3 separate regions of the Homo sapiens genome follow, and regions 1 and 2 are each linked to region 3. A link is an interaction called in ENCODE POLR2A ChIA-PET data of the cell type or tissue named here. Cell type or tissue: HepG2. All regions are shown on one strand. Region 1 has its middle 6.0 kb from the start of HES1. Region 2 overlaps LOC102724877. Region 3 overlaps LINC02028 (long intergenic non-protein coding RNA 2028).

Region 1 (4,000 bases), 84 kb before region 3:
CTCAGTCCCCATATCTTTAACTGCAGATGAAAATACTTGTCTGTCGCCGGGCGCGGTGGCTCACGCCTGTAATCCCAGCACTTTGGGAGGCCAATGTGGGTGGATCATGAGGTCAGGAGATTGAGACCATCCTGGCTAACACGGTGAAACCCTGTCATTACTAAAAATACAAAAAAAAAAAAAAATTAGCCGGGTGCCTGTAGTCCCAGCTCCTCAGGAGGCTGAGGCAGGAGAATGGTGTGAACCCGGAAGGCAGAGCTTGCAGTGAGCCAAGATAGTGCCACTGCACTCCAGCCTGGGCGACAGAGTGAGACTCCGTCTCAAAAAAAAACAAAAAAACAAAAAACTTGTCTGTAACAATCCTGCCAGGGCCTTGGCTGTAAGGTCTGAAATACGCCTGATATACATTGCTAGAGCCACAGAGCATGTGTCAAACTGTAAAGGCACACAGAAGCACACTGAGGACAGGGAATCACAGACTGGAGTTGAAAGCACTTCAGAGGCTTCCTGGCCTAACGTTCTCATTGTGCTGGCACAGAGATCGAAGCCCAGAGACGTAAGGGGACTTGGCCAGCATCTCACAGGTAGCAGTCCAACTGGATCAGGCCTCAGATTTCCTGACTCGCAGTCCAGTTTCTTGACCACATCTAGGTAATTATGCTCATGCAGAAGATGTTAGTATTGTAAAATAATTACCCTTGAAATTAACCATTTGAGAATCACCTTTCTTAGGTGGAATTTGACTAATTATTTACTATGCCAGTAATTTCTATGAATGATCACAAGGATTAATCATATTTGGAGAACCAAAAAAGTTACCTGTTGTGACGTGCAATCTTTTTTTGTACCATCACTGTGCATGACTCTTTCCTTATGGCACTTAACACAGCAATTTGTTGTTGTTCTTGGTTTTTTTTTTTTTTTTTTTTTTTTTTTGAGATGGAGTCTCGCTCTGTCACCCAGGCTGGAGTGCAGTGGCACAATCTTGGCTCACTGCAAGCTCCGCCTCCCAGGTTCACGCCATTCTCCTGCCTTAGCCTCCCCAGCAGCTGGGACTGCAGGCGCATGCCGCCAAGCCCGGCTAATTTTTGTATTTTTAGTAGAAACGGGGTTTCACCATGTTAGCCAAGATGGTCTCGATCTCCTGACCTTGTGATCCACCCGCCTTGGCCTCCCAAAGTGCTGGGATTACAGGCGTGAGCCACCGCGCCCAGCAGTGCTGTTCTTGTGTGGAAGCTGTCTTGTCTACCAGATAGCTTTATAGTTACAGAGACCATGCCTTTCTTCTCCCTTTATTCCCATAGTGCCTGGTTCAATAATTATCAAATGAATGCATGAAATTCAGAAACTAAGGAAGAAGCAGTGGTCCTTTCACCTAGGGCCTGGTGCAATTACAAGCAGATCCTGCCATCGCTGGGCAAAGGCCGGGACTGGCTTTCTTGTCTGGTGAACGTCCCTCACTGTGGTTAAGAATCCGAAGAGCTGACAGCACTATTCTAAATGCTTTAAGTGCATGTACTCATTTCATCTTCTCAACCCTGTGAAGCACTACCCTGACGAGCCCTAAGTTACAAATGAGATACAGAGTTACAAAATTGAGGCAGGGAGTTCAGTAATTTCCCTCGGGCTCAAAACCTAAGCCAAGCCGCCAGGAGCCAGACCACGTGCTTCTAACCCCTGGGCTGTATTGCATTTAAGCCAACCACTGCGGCAGGGCTTATCCCTCTTTTTCTTTTTTTGACCTCTAAGCCAATTTGTATATTTGAAAACTTAGATACCACACCATGGTAAACATACTGACATCTCCCCAGACTGGACGTATATATGTTCATCTCCGCGTTTTCCCTCACCCTTCTGCTTCTAACCCTTCCTGTTGAACTCATCTTTCACCTCTCGGCTTCAAGTGCCAACTCTGAAAAACCTCCCCGGCCTGGTTTCCTCTCATCAGAATTAATCTCTCTGTTCTAGGTGCCCTTTGTTTAAACTTCAGTTTTGGCACTTAGCACATCAAACCTGGGATGAGTCACGAGGGTGTTTGTGGATCTCCCCGGCTACACAGGGAGCTCGGTGCGGCGGAGGCTGGTGGGAATTGGGCCTGCTGAGCACTCAGTAGGCGCTCAGGGTTTTCAGAAATGAGGATTTTTTTTTTAGGCGTCCAGGGTTGCTGTCTGGTGGCAAGGTCTTTTTTGGGACGGCTCTGTGGGCTGGGATGGCCTCACCCCGCCGCTCTGCCCACTCCTGCCCCGGCGTGGCCTGCCGCCTGGCAGGGCTCTGCGGGCCGCGAGGGCCTCTAGTGCCCCGGCCCTGGCCTCGGCCCAGTTTCCCCAGCTACTAAATGCGGCCCGGAGCTACCGGGGGAACTGGAAAAACACTGGCAGGCGGCCCCACCCCCAGGCCCGGCGGGGCCGCGCGGCCGCCTTCCTGCGGCCTAGGCCTGCTGCTTGGGAGGCGCTGGGGCCCGGGGCGGGGGAAGCGGGGGCGGCGGCCTGCCTGTCAGCGGGAGCGGGCGCGGGCTCGTGTGTCAGCGCCGCCCGCCCGCCCGCCCGCCGGGCCTCCCGGCCTCCCGCCGCCGCCGCCGCCGCCGCCCGCTCCCCCCGCGGCCTGGCAGGCTGCCGGCTGCACAGGCGGGGGTTCGCGCCGTTCTCACGACCTCTCAGGTTGCCTGAGCTCATCTGGGAGCTATTCATTTCCTGCCAGAAAGCAGCCGGGCCTGCTAAGCGAACCACCTTGGCCGCAGGGCCGCCAGGGCTGGCCCGGCGTGGCCGCCCTGGCCGGCTCCCGCCCGGGCGGAGGGCCCCGGGCGGCCTCCCTGGAACCCCCGGGCCGCCCCGGCGGGCGCGCGGCGGGGGCAGCCCGTCCGCCCATCTGGTTGCACTTAGGAGCCGGGGAGGAAGCTAGGAGCGGGTTGTTACCGGCCAACGGGTGTGGGAAAAGTTAATTGACTTTAATGACAGGTTTCCCGGGACGGTGGTGACGACGAGGGGGTCCAACGAAACCCCAGGGTCCCCATTCCAGAAACGCGTGGGGTGGGACGGGGCGCGAGGAGGGGCGAGCCTCCGGAGTCGCGCTTCTGCGCTTGGAGAGGGCTCTCGTGTTGACCGAAGAGCACCCCCACCCCCTTCCAGTTCGGCGCCTTTCCCGCTCCGGATGCTGCTGGAGACGGCGGGGGGCCGGGGCCCCGGAAGGGCTCCATTGAGAGGCTAATGCGCGCGGCAGCCGGGGCCCGCGGCCCGCATCCGGACGCAGTTTGGAGTCGTGCCTTATCTCCCCGAGCGATCAGCACTGCTGGGGGCCGGCGAGAGGGGCTGCTGGTGTGCCCGAGGCCGTATAATTAGGCCAGGCCTGAGGGACCCCCAGGGAGGCAACATCATTGAAGTCGTTTTTGAAGTTTCGCCTCTCCCTCAGCTACTTACTCCAGAAACAGCCAAAGTGCAGGAGGGTACAGCGTCTTAGAAATAAGTCCATTCATTTTCCAGACTTGGAAATGACCCAGAGAAGGGAAATGACTTATCCAAGGTGACACAGTGAATTTGGTGGCATAGCTGGGCAGGAACTGGAAAGTGCCCTTTCCGGTTTGGAGCCTAGTGGGGTCTCCACCTTCTCCCCTTACTGTAACAAAGAAAAAATCCTCGTGGAATAGTCTAAACCTAGCTTTCAGGGGGAAAAAAAGTGCTCTTTTCAAATCACCAATTAAAAAAAAGAAAAAAACGTATTTGTGTTTTTCCTTTGATTTAGTCCCCTCCCTAGGAAGATATCTATGTACTTTCGGTGATATTAATACAAATGCACTTTTAAAATTGTTCCCCTTCAACATAGGGACATTGAATTTTCAACTGGTGTTGAGATTTTTTTTTCCTGTGAATTTTAAAGACATCGATGTAAAAGGAATTCCTTGTGTAAAAATAAGACATTGAGGTCTGATTTTTTCTACCAGGACTGTTAAGGGGCTCCTAGTGGACCCAGAGGACAGGCTTACCAAATGAAACACTGGTGCTTGAGT
Region 2 (4,000 bases), 67 kb before region 3:
ACCAGGTTTGAGAATGAGGGCCCGTGTGGAATTCTGGAAGCTGCATCGCTTTTTACTAGTTAGTTGTTCGTGCCATGCTGTTTGTATTGCCATAGGTGTAACATACAATCCCGTAGGCTACCATGGTGTGTATGTGCCACATTCTCTTTATCCAGTCTATCGTTGATGGGCCGTGGGTTGGTTCCAAGTCTTTGCTGTTGTGAATAGTGCTGCAATAAACCTACGTGTGCTGAGATCATGTCCTTTGCATGGACATGGATGAAGCTGGAAACCATCATTCTCTGCAAACTAACACAGAAACAGAAAACCGAACACTGAATGTTCTCACTCATAAATGAGAGTTGAACAATGAGAACACATGGATGCAGGGAGGGGAACCACACACACTGGGGCCTGTCAGGGGGTGGGGGGCAAGGGGAGGGAGAGCAATAGGACAAATACCTACTACATGCAAGGCTCAAAACCTAGATAATGGGTTGATAGGTGCAGCAAACCACCATGGCACGTGTCTACCTGTGTAACGAACCTGCATGTTCTGCACATGTATCCCGGAAATTAAAGTAAAAAAAATTTTTTTATATATATGTATGTATGTATATATACACATACATTATATATGTATATATACACACACATTATATATGTATATATACACACACACACTTTTTATATGTGTGTATATATACACATTTTATATATATACACACATATATATACACATTATGTGTGTGTGTGTGTGTGTGTGTGTGTATATATGTATATGTAATCCCATAGGCTGGAAAAGTTGTGGGTTGTTTGGAGATGATGACCAGGACTGCGGACTTAGGGGGACCATACCCTGCTACTCAGTCTAGGGGTGATGGTCCAGGGCAGGAGGTCGGGGGACAGTGGCTCAGAACAAAGGGTGAGGCAGTACACTGAATCCTCAGAGCTTCAGAGAAAGGACCGAGCATGAATCTCCATAGTTCCTTAACTACTGTGGGCAACTGTCTACATGACAGAGCTCATTTTTGGATTCCCTCAGCCTCACTCGGTGTATTGACATTATGTTTAGTAGGGAAAAGGAGTCTGTCCTTTTGCGGACTTGGACTTCCACAGACCAGCTTTGGTTGAAATCTGAGAGGACTCAGGGAGAGCGGGTTCTCTTGCAGCGTGCTGGTGTGTGCCAGGCTCACCTTACCTGATGGGAGGTCTCCTAATAAAGTCCCAGCATGTTGCTGGCTCCTGGAGGAGGTTGCCACGCTGTGCATATATCATACATGTATCCAGCTGTGACCTTTATTTCAATAGGCTCTCACAGTCATGGAAGCACCCCAGTACTCAAGTTCAAGTATTTGATCTCCTTGTTATGGGTGGCTATTCATCTCCTTCCCTGCCCTCAAAGCCCTGGCACCTGGGGCAGACCTAGACTCGGCATCTAGCACCACCTGTCACCTGGATGGAGGGGTAGAATCCCAGCTCATTTTCTTTGTATTGAGTGAACCTGCACTGATGACAGACAGTATAGTCAGTGGCTAAGACCATCCAATTTCTAATTGTCTGTTTAACTTAATTCCACTCGATAAATATTCTTGAGCACCTACTACATGCAAGGCAAAATTACCTACCTATTTTGACAATTACTTCCATCCCTGCCTGCTATTCAAATGCTATTAATCTGTGCAGAGTGTGACACCCCAGGCTTATATTATAAAAATTTCCCAGCTGGGTGCGGTGGCTCACGCCTGTAATCCCAGCACTTTGGGAGGCCTAGGTGGGTGGATCACTTGCGCCCAGGATTTCAAGGCCAGCCCAGGCAACATGGCAAAATCCCATCTCTCCACAAAAAAAATACGAAAATTAGCTGGGCATGATGGTATGTGCCTGTAGTCCCAGCTACTTGAGAAGCTGAGGTGGGAGGATCACTTGAACCTGGGAGGTGAAGGCTGCAGTGAGCCAAGATCGTGCCACTGCACTCCAGCCTAGATGACAGAGCTAGACCCTGTCTCAAAAAAAAAATTCCCCTTCCTTCCCACATCCTTGATCTCTATTGCTTTTCTGATAAAGAAGCTATGAAACACCTCGTGGTATTAGGCGAATACTTTTCACAGAACCGTCACTCTCAAATATTTGGAGAATAAATCCATAAATGAACTCAGACTTAAGAACAGGTTTTATTGGATTCAAGGAACCCTCAGAGGGTGAGCCTATTCTTCTAAATTCTCTCTGGCTGCTGAATCAAAGGGGGTGGGTTTACTTTGACCACTCCTGGTGACCACCTCTGGGTAGCCGGGATACCTCTCCAGACAGCTCTGTTCTGTGCAGTCAGGTGAATTTAGAGGAGTCTGTGGCTGTCTGTGTTTTCCCAGGCCTATCTTTATTGATGGTTATTAAAGACACACCACCACATGGCAATATGCAAGTACAAAGCAATTCCCAGGGTAAGGTACGTGGGAAGAGGCAAGATACTGAGCTCCCAAACAATTCTACTGTAATCGCAGTCTGCCATATCTATGTATAGTTAATAAGTAAGATTTAAGCAGGCAGGTTCCACTGCTGGGAAGCAGATGGAAGGGGAAAAAAGGCCAGTAGGCAGATCACTGGTCCTTCTGGAAGACTGGAAAAGAAAGTGTGGAGGATGCCTGGGACAGGTGAGTCCAGTGAGCAGTCGCCGGGGTAGTGTACAAGCCCAGCCAAAGGTCCTGAGGTAGGGCCGCTGCTCACCTCTTTTCCCACCTCACACCTCTTTTCATACGAGCTCCCTGTGGAAGATTCCGTATAACTAAGAAATAAATAGCAATTGTGCCCAGACACCCTGGGTTAAATAAGTGTAAACACAGCACACAGAAACACCTGTTTTGACAGAGCACCTCAACACACCTGTTGTTTTACAATGCTGAGTGATATCGGTAAAGGGGTCTATAAAGCGGAGGTGAAATGCCCTCCTAGATGTAAATAGTGACTTGCTCTGTGAACTTCAAGTGTTTTACAGCTGAGATTTGACTGGCCTGCTGATTATTTCGGTTAGGAATGCTGAACATATATTTACATAGATATTTGGAGAAACTGGATAGCAGGGTGGTGAAAAGGCCAACTCCGGAGCCAGACTGCCTGAGTTCATGTTCCACTTGCTTGCATTCTAGCTGCGTGACATAACAATTCTGTACCTTGATTTACCTACCTGTTCAATGGGGAGGTATTCATTGTACCTACCTTATAGGATTGTTATAAGGACCAATATATGTAATGTGCTTAGTACAGTGCCTGGCATTTTGTAAATACAATGTAAGTTCTTAGCTACCTTTATTATTACTATATAATAAACATCTCTGATATGTAAGATAGGTACTCTCATTCATCTAATGAAAATTCACAAGGTGCTAATTTTTTCAAAGAAATGGATGGCAACCACTCTGGTAAATTGGTTCATGAGTATATTGACAAACCAAAAGCTTCAGCCAGTTTCTTATGAATCACAGGTTCTAAGGCTGGGAGAGACCTTAAGAAATGATCTGACTTCTTCTTTTTCAGGGAAAAGGGTCCCCACCACCCAAGCACTGTGATTTCGGCTTTGTGTGCAGGCAGATGCAGAGCTTGTTGTGGTCCTGCCTTGAAAAATTGAAATGAGCCTCAGGTTCACAGAAAGACGAGATCTGAATGGAGGCAAAAGCATCAGGCGTCAATATGGGCCTGGCGTGCAGGATGCGCGGGTGGTCCTCCCTCCCTCACGGAGACAGGAGGGCATGGGAAGGGCTGCAGAGGGAGGGGGAAATCAAAAGCATAAACCTGGGCAGATCCTCCCTGGACACCCATCTCACTTGTAGGAGATAAGATTGGTGGGAAAGATGAACACCCAAGACCCTCCCTGCTCCAGTTCTGTGGAGGTGACCATATCATTTAGGGTTCAAACTGGAACACTTTTGAGAGTGGAAGATAATGCTAGTAACACTGATGCTGGGACAACTGGCATAGGCTGGGATACATGACCATCCCGGTTCTGCGGGCCTCCGACTGTATGTGC
Region 3 (4,000 bases):
ATACTTCAAGCCAATGAAAGCAGAATCTCTGGCTGCGAGGCCTAAGCATCTGTATTTTTAAAAGCTCCTCCAGGAGATTTTAACGTTGAGAACCACAGAGTTAGATGAATAGAAGCAGGGAGTCAGGAAAGGGGTGATTAATACTATGCCATGCCAGTGATGGACCAAAGAGCTTAAGCTTTTTTTTTTTTTCTTAGATGGAGGTTCGTTCTTGTCACCCAGGCTGTAGTGCAGTGGTGCGATCTTGGCTCACTGCAATCCCTGCCTCCCTGGTTCAAGTGATTCTCCCATGTCAGCCTCCCGAGTAGCTGGGATTACAGGCACCCACCACCATGCCCAGCTAATTTTTGTATTTTTAGTAGAAACGGGGTTTCACCATGTTGGCCAGGCTAGTCTCAAACTCCTGCCCTCAGGTGATCCACCCGCCTTGGCTTCCCAAAGCGCTGGGATTACAGGCGTGAGCCACCACACCCGGCCTGAGCCTAAGCTTTTCATTTCGAATAAGTCTCTGGATGTCAGAGCTGGATATATACCTTAAATATATGTCTCATTTTGGAGAAGGGAAACTGAGGCTCAGAGGCTTAGTAATGCTATATAGTATTATCCTGGCCAGAAACTTGTCTTCCACTGTATGCCTGTCACCTAAAGAGCAAGCTTGGGAATTAAAAGAACAAACTCCTGTCCATGAATCTAACCGTCTATTTATTTAGTAATATTTAAACACTGGAAATGGTTTCTGGTGGTGGAATCAGCACAGCTTTGTAGCTCTCAGATGTAAAGGCTGTGTCCCTTATTAGCTACTGCTTATTTTTTCTGAGCCTGTCTTCTCATCTGGCAAATAAGAATTAAGAATAACTACTCTCCAAGTGTTATCACAAATGAGATGACAGCAGGTAAAACATGTAGTATGTGCTCAGAAAACTAAATGGAATTATAATTATTAACTGCGTTAAAAAAATCTGGGGATTTATGTAGAAATAGCTGCAGAGGGGATAAAAAGAGCTTCTTGGAGCTTCTTTGCATGAAATATCATAACCCTGCAAAGGTTGTTTTTGGTTTCTATTGATTGAAAACACAAATAAACCCCAACTGAAGCACTCTTATGAAGGAATGAATGGATTTCCAATCTGTGTTTTCTTGTTTACTGTGGAAAATATGCGATCCAAGGAAAACACAGGTGGTTAAACTGCTCAGTGCCTCTATTTTTATCATAAGCAGAGGGCTCTAAGCATTCAAACCCAAATATTTTACTTAATAGAAAATGAAGACTTAACTTCTCAAGGTTAACTGGATCCAGGTTTCCTGTGGCCAAATTTAGATTTTCAGCCATCAGTTGAAATTCCAAAACAATAATAAAAAGCTCACAATTAGCATTTTTAAAGAAGCATTTTCTTTTCATTTAGGAACTTTTGCTTTTTTGGCATCCCTTTTGTTTTGCAAAAATAAAATCTTAGTAGGGAGAGGAAAGCCACCTCCCCGGGTTGGATGCTTGCGAGATGAAGATGGGAGCCCACCCCGCAGGGCCCTGGAGAAGGTGGCGCCCCTCCCCCCTGCCCCCGTCCCCCTCCCCACTCCCCTCTTCTCTCCCCGCTGCCCGCCCCGCCACCCGGGCTTGTGCGGACGTGTCTCGGGCGTGACCTTTGAGCAGCTGCGCCACCGGCTCAGCCTCGCGGCGGGGGAAACCCGAGCTCCCAACAAAACGGTTCCATCTTTGGCTAGGCCTTTGGTATTTCAAGGCGCTGCCGGTGGGGAGAGATGCCGCGTGCCTGAGAGGCTCTGGGAGGTCGCCGCAGCTTTCGCTTCCCGGGTTTTACATTTCCGAAGGGGCTGAACGTCTGCAGAGGAACCGGAGCTGATGCTGGGGCTGGGGCTGGGGCCGGGGCGGGAACCTAACGAATGCACCTCTGGGGAGGCTAGAGGGAGCGCGGCTCAGCCTCCTCCCTGGGTGGGTCCTTCAGCGCTCTTTCCTTCTTTTTTTCTTTTCTGCAGATGTTATGTGGTCAACAGGGACTGAGGCTCTTTAAGCCCTTAAATCTCTAAGGGCTAAATCTCCTTCCTGATATTCGCCCCCAAACCGGTAACGGTTTTCACATGATTCAGATACCTCTCTACCTGCCTGAAGGACTGGAGTGCAAAGTTGAACTTGACTCAGATAAATGCATTGATCCTTCCCTGGGGAAAAAAGTTTAGACATCACTAATAGTAGTTAACTTTTGAGTGCTTCCTCTGTGCTAAGCACGGTTCTAATCACTTAAATGTAATAACTCATTTAATCATCACAACAATTCTATGACATAGGAATTCTTATTTCTGCCTAACAGGCACCAAAGAAGGCCCAGAGAGGTTTAACAACTTCCTCAGAATCACACAGCTTCCAAATGGTTGGGTTGGGTTTACATTTAGGCGGTCTTGCTCCAGAGCCAGTGCTCCTAACCTTTGCAAGCCACGAACCTCAAGAAAGTGGAGAAGGAAACGCTGGGAAATCTGGAAGTCAGACATGGCAAGTGAGGACTTTCTTTTTTCTTTTCTTTTCTTTTTTTCTTTTTTTAGAAGGAGTTTTGCTTTAATTGCCGAGGCTGGAGTCGGCTCACTGCAACCTCCGCCTCCCAGGTTCAAGCGACTCTCCTGCCTCAGCCTCCCAAGTAGCTGGGACTATGGGATTACAGGCATGCACCACCACGCCCGGCTAATTTTGTGTGTGTTTTTAGTAGATACGCGGTTTCTCCATGTTGGTCAGGCTGGTCTCGAACTCGCGACCTCAGGTGATCCGCCCACCTCGGCCTCCCAAAGTGCTAGGATACAGGCGTGAGCCATCACACCTGGCCAGGACCTTCTTAAATGCTCTGTTTTGGTCAGAAAGTGCTGGGACCCCGGGGTGGCACACCCAGCACTCACCAGGAACTAAGTACTTGCTGTCCGTTTTGGACACGTGCTGGCAGCTTGTTGACTCTCATGCCGCCATTCTCAAGAGGGGCTCCCTGGCAACCTCATCTATTGCCTGTTGGAAAGGGACAGGGCAGGCAGGGACAGGAGAGGCCGATGGCAGGCAGTTGGCTCCCAGGGTCGGTCTGAAGAGAGAGGAGAGAGGTGTGAGAAAGAGAGGGACCCACGGCATGAGGGTTGAGGCAGGGGCCAGGTCTTGCCTTGGATGCCCCAGGAAGTATGCCAGGCACTTGGGGGAACTCCTGCCCTGAAACAGTGAAGTCTGCATCCAGCAGGCCAGTTTGTTGATGAACAGGTTTGGCTAGACTGTCGAGGAGTCAGAATTTGTCCCTGTCTAGTTTGTTTCTTTGTATGGAGGTGTGGGCACAGAACGAGTCCTTAGAGGATGCTTCTGGGGAGAGAGCAGTGAAGACCAAAGTTCTAGGATGGTTTGAGAGCTCCCTTCTCTGGCACGTGGAAAAGCAAGATGTGTGCCCTCCCCCAAACACGCGCCACACCAGCTTCGCTTCCCACTGGTCTGAACGTCTCTCTTGGCTAATTCTTCCTCTTGGATTCCATTACCTTTGTGCTAACAGCTCCTACAGCGCCATTTTATATCAGCAAAAAGTACCCAGCACAGTTGCCTGAGTCAGGCAGGAAGAGCTTTGTGCCCCTCCCGCCGCCCACTCAGTACCCACCCACACAGCACACAGCAGGGGTACTGAAAGTGCATCTAGGCCGGGCGCGGTGGCTTACGCCTGTAATCCCAGCACTTTGGGAGGCTGAGGTGGGTGGATCACGAGGTCAAGAGATCGAGACCATCCTGGCCAACATGGTGAAACCCCATCTGTACTAAAAATACAAAAATTAGCCGGGCGTGGTGGCACATGCCTGTAGTCCCAGCTACTTGGGAGGCTGAGGCAGGAGAATCACTTGAACCCGAAAGGCAGAGGTTGCGGTGAGCTGAGATTGTGCCACTGCACTCCAACCTGGCGACAGAGTGAGACTCCGTCTCAAAAGCAAACAAACAAACAAAAAACAAAGTGCACCCACAGGGTGTCCTGGGGGTACCCATGCA

What was found. Peaks named below come from ENCODE experiments on the same cell type or tissue, not always from the same donor. Only the 100,000 strongest peaks of a DNase experiment are listed, where the experiment ranks them.
Region 1: POLR2A ChIA-PET joins it to region 3 with 14 read pairs; 14 of 35 experiments call an interaction of 5 or more read pairs at or near these places.
Region 2: POLR2A ChIA-PET joins it to region 3 with 10 read pairs; 14 of 35 experiments call an interaction of 5 or more read pairs at or near these places.

Annotation. Positions count from the first base shown.
Region 1 is chr3:194,140,128-194,144,127 of GRCh38, reverse strand. No RefSeq gene overlaps it. Among named protein-coding and RNA genes, the nearest start is that of HES1, 6.0 kb to the right of the region's middle. RefSeq lists silencers at 2,244-2,663, 2,754-2,823 and an enhancer at 2,456-3,450. In HepG2, a CTCF peak has its summit at 2,273; DNase peaks (open chromatin) are centred at 2,007, 2,397, 2,647 and 3,157; H3K4me3 peaks cover 1,842 bases.
Region 2 is chr3:194,122,868-194,126,867 of GRCh38, reverse strand. LOC102724877 reads right to left here. Exons shown (of 6, transcript XR_002959666.2): 6 at 3,394-4,000. Among named protein-coding and RNA genes, the nearest start is that of HES1, 11 kb to the left of the region's middle. In HepG2, no CTCF peak of the experiment used is centred here; no DNase peak of the experiment used is centred here.
Region 3 is chr3:194,056,137-194,060,136 of GRCh38, reverse strand. The region is part of intron 1 of LINC02028 (long intergenic non-protein coding RNA 2028); the gene reads left to right. Among named protein-coding and RNA genes, the nearest start is that of LINC02028, 13 kb to the left of the region's middle. RefSeq lists enhancers at 1,564-1,613, 2,249-3,194. In HepG2, no CTCF peak of the experiment used is centred here; a DNase peak (open chromatin) is centred at 1,676; H3K4me3 peaks cover 870 bases.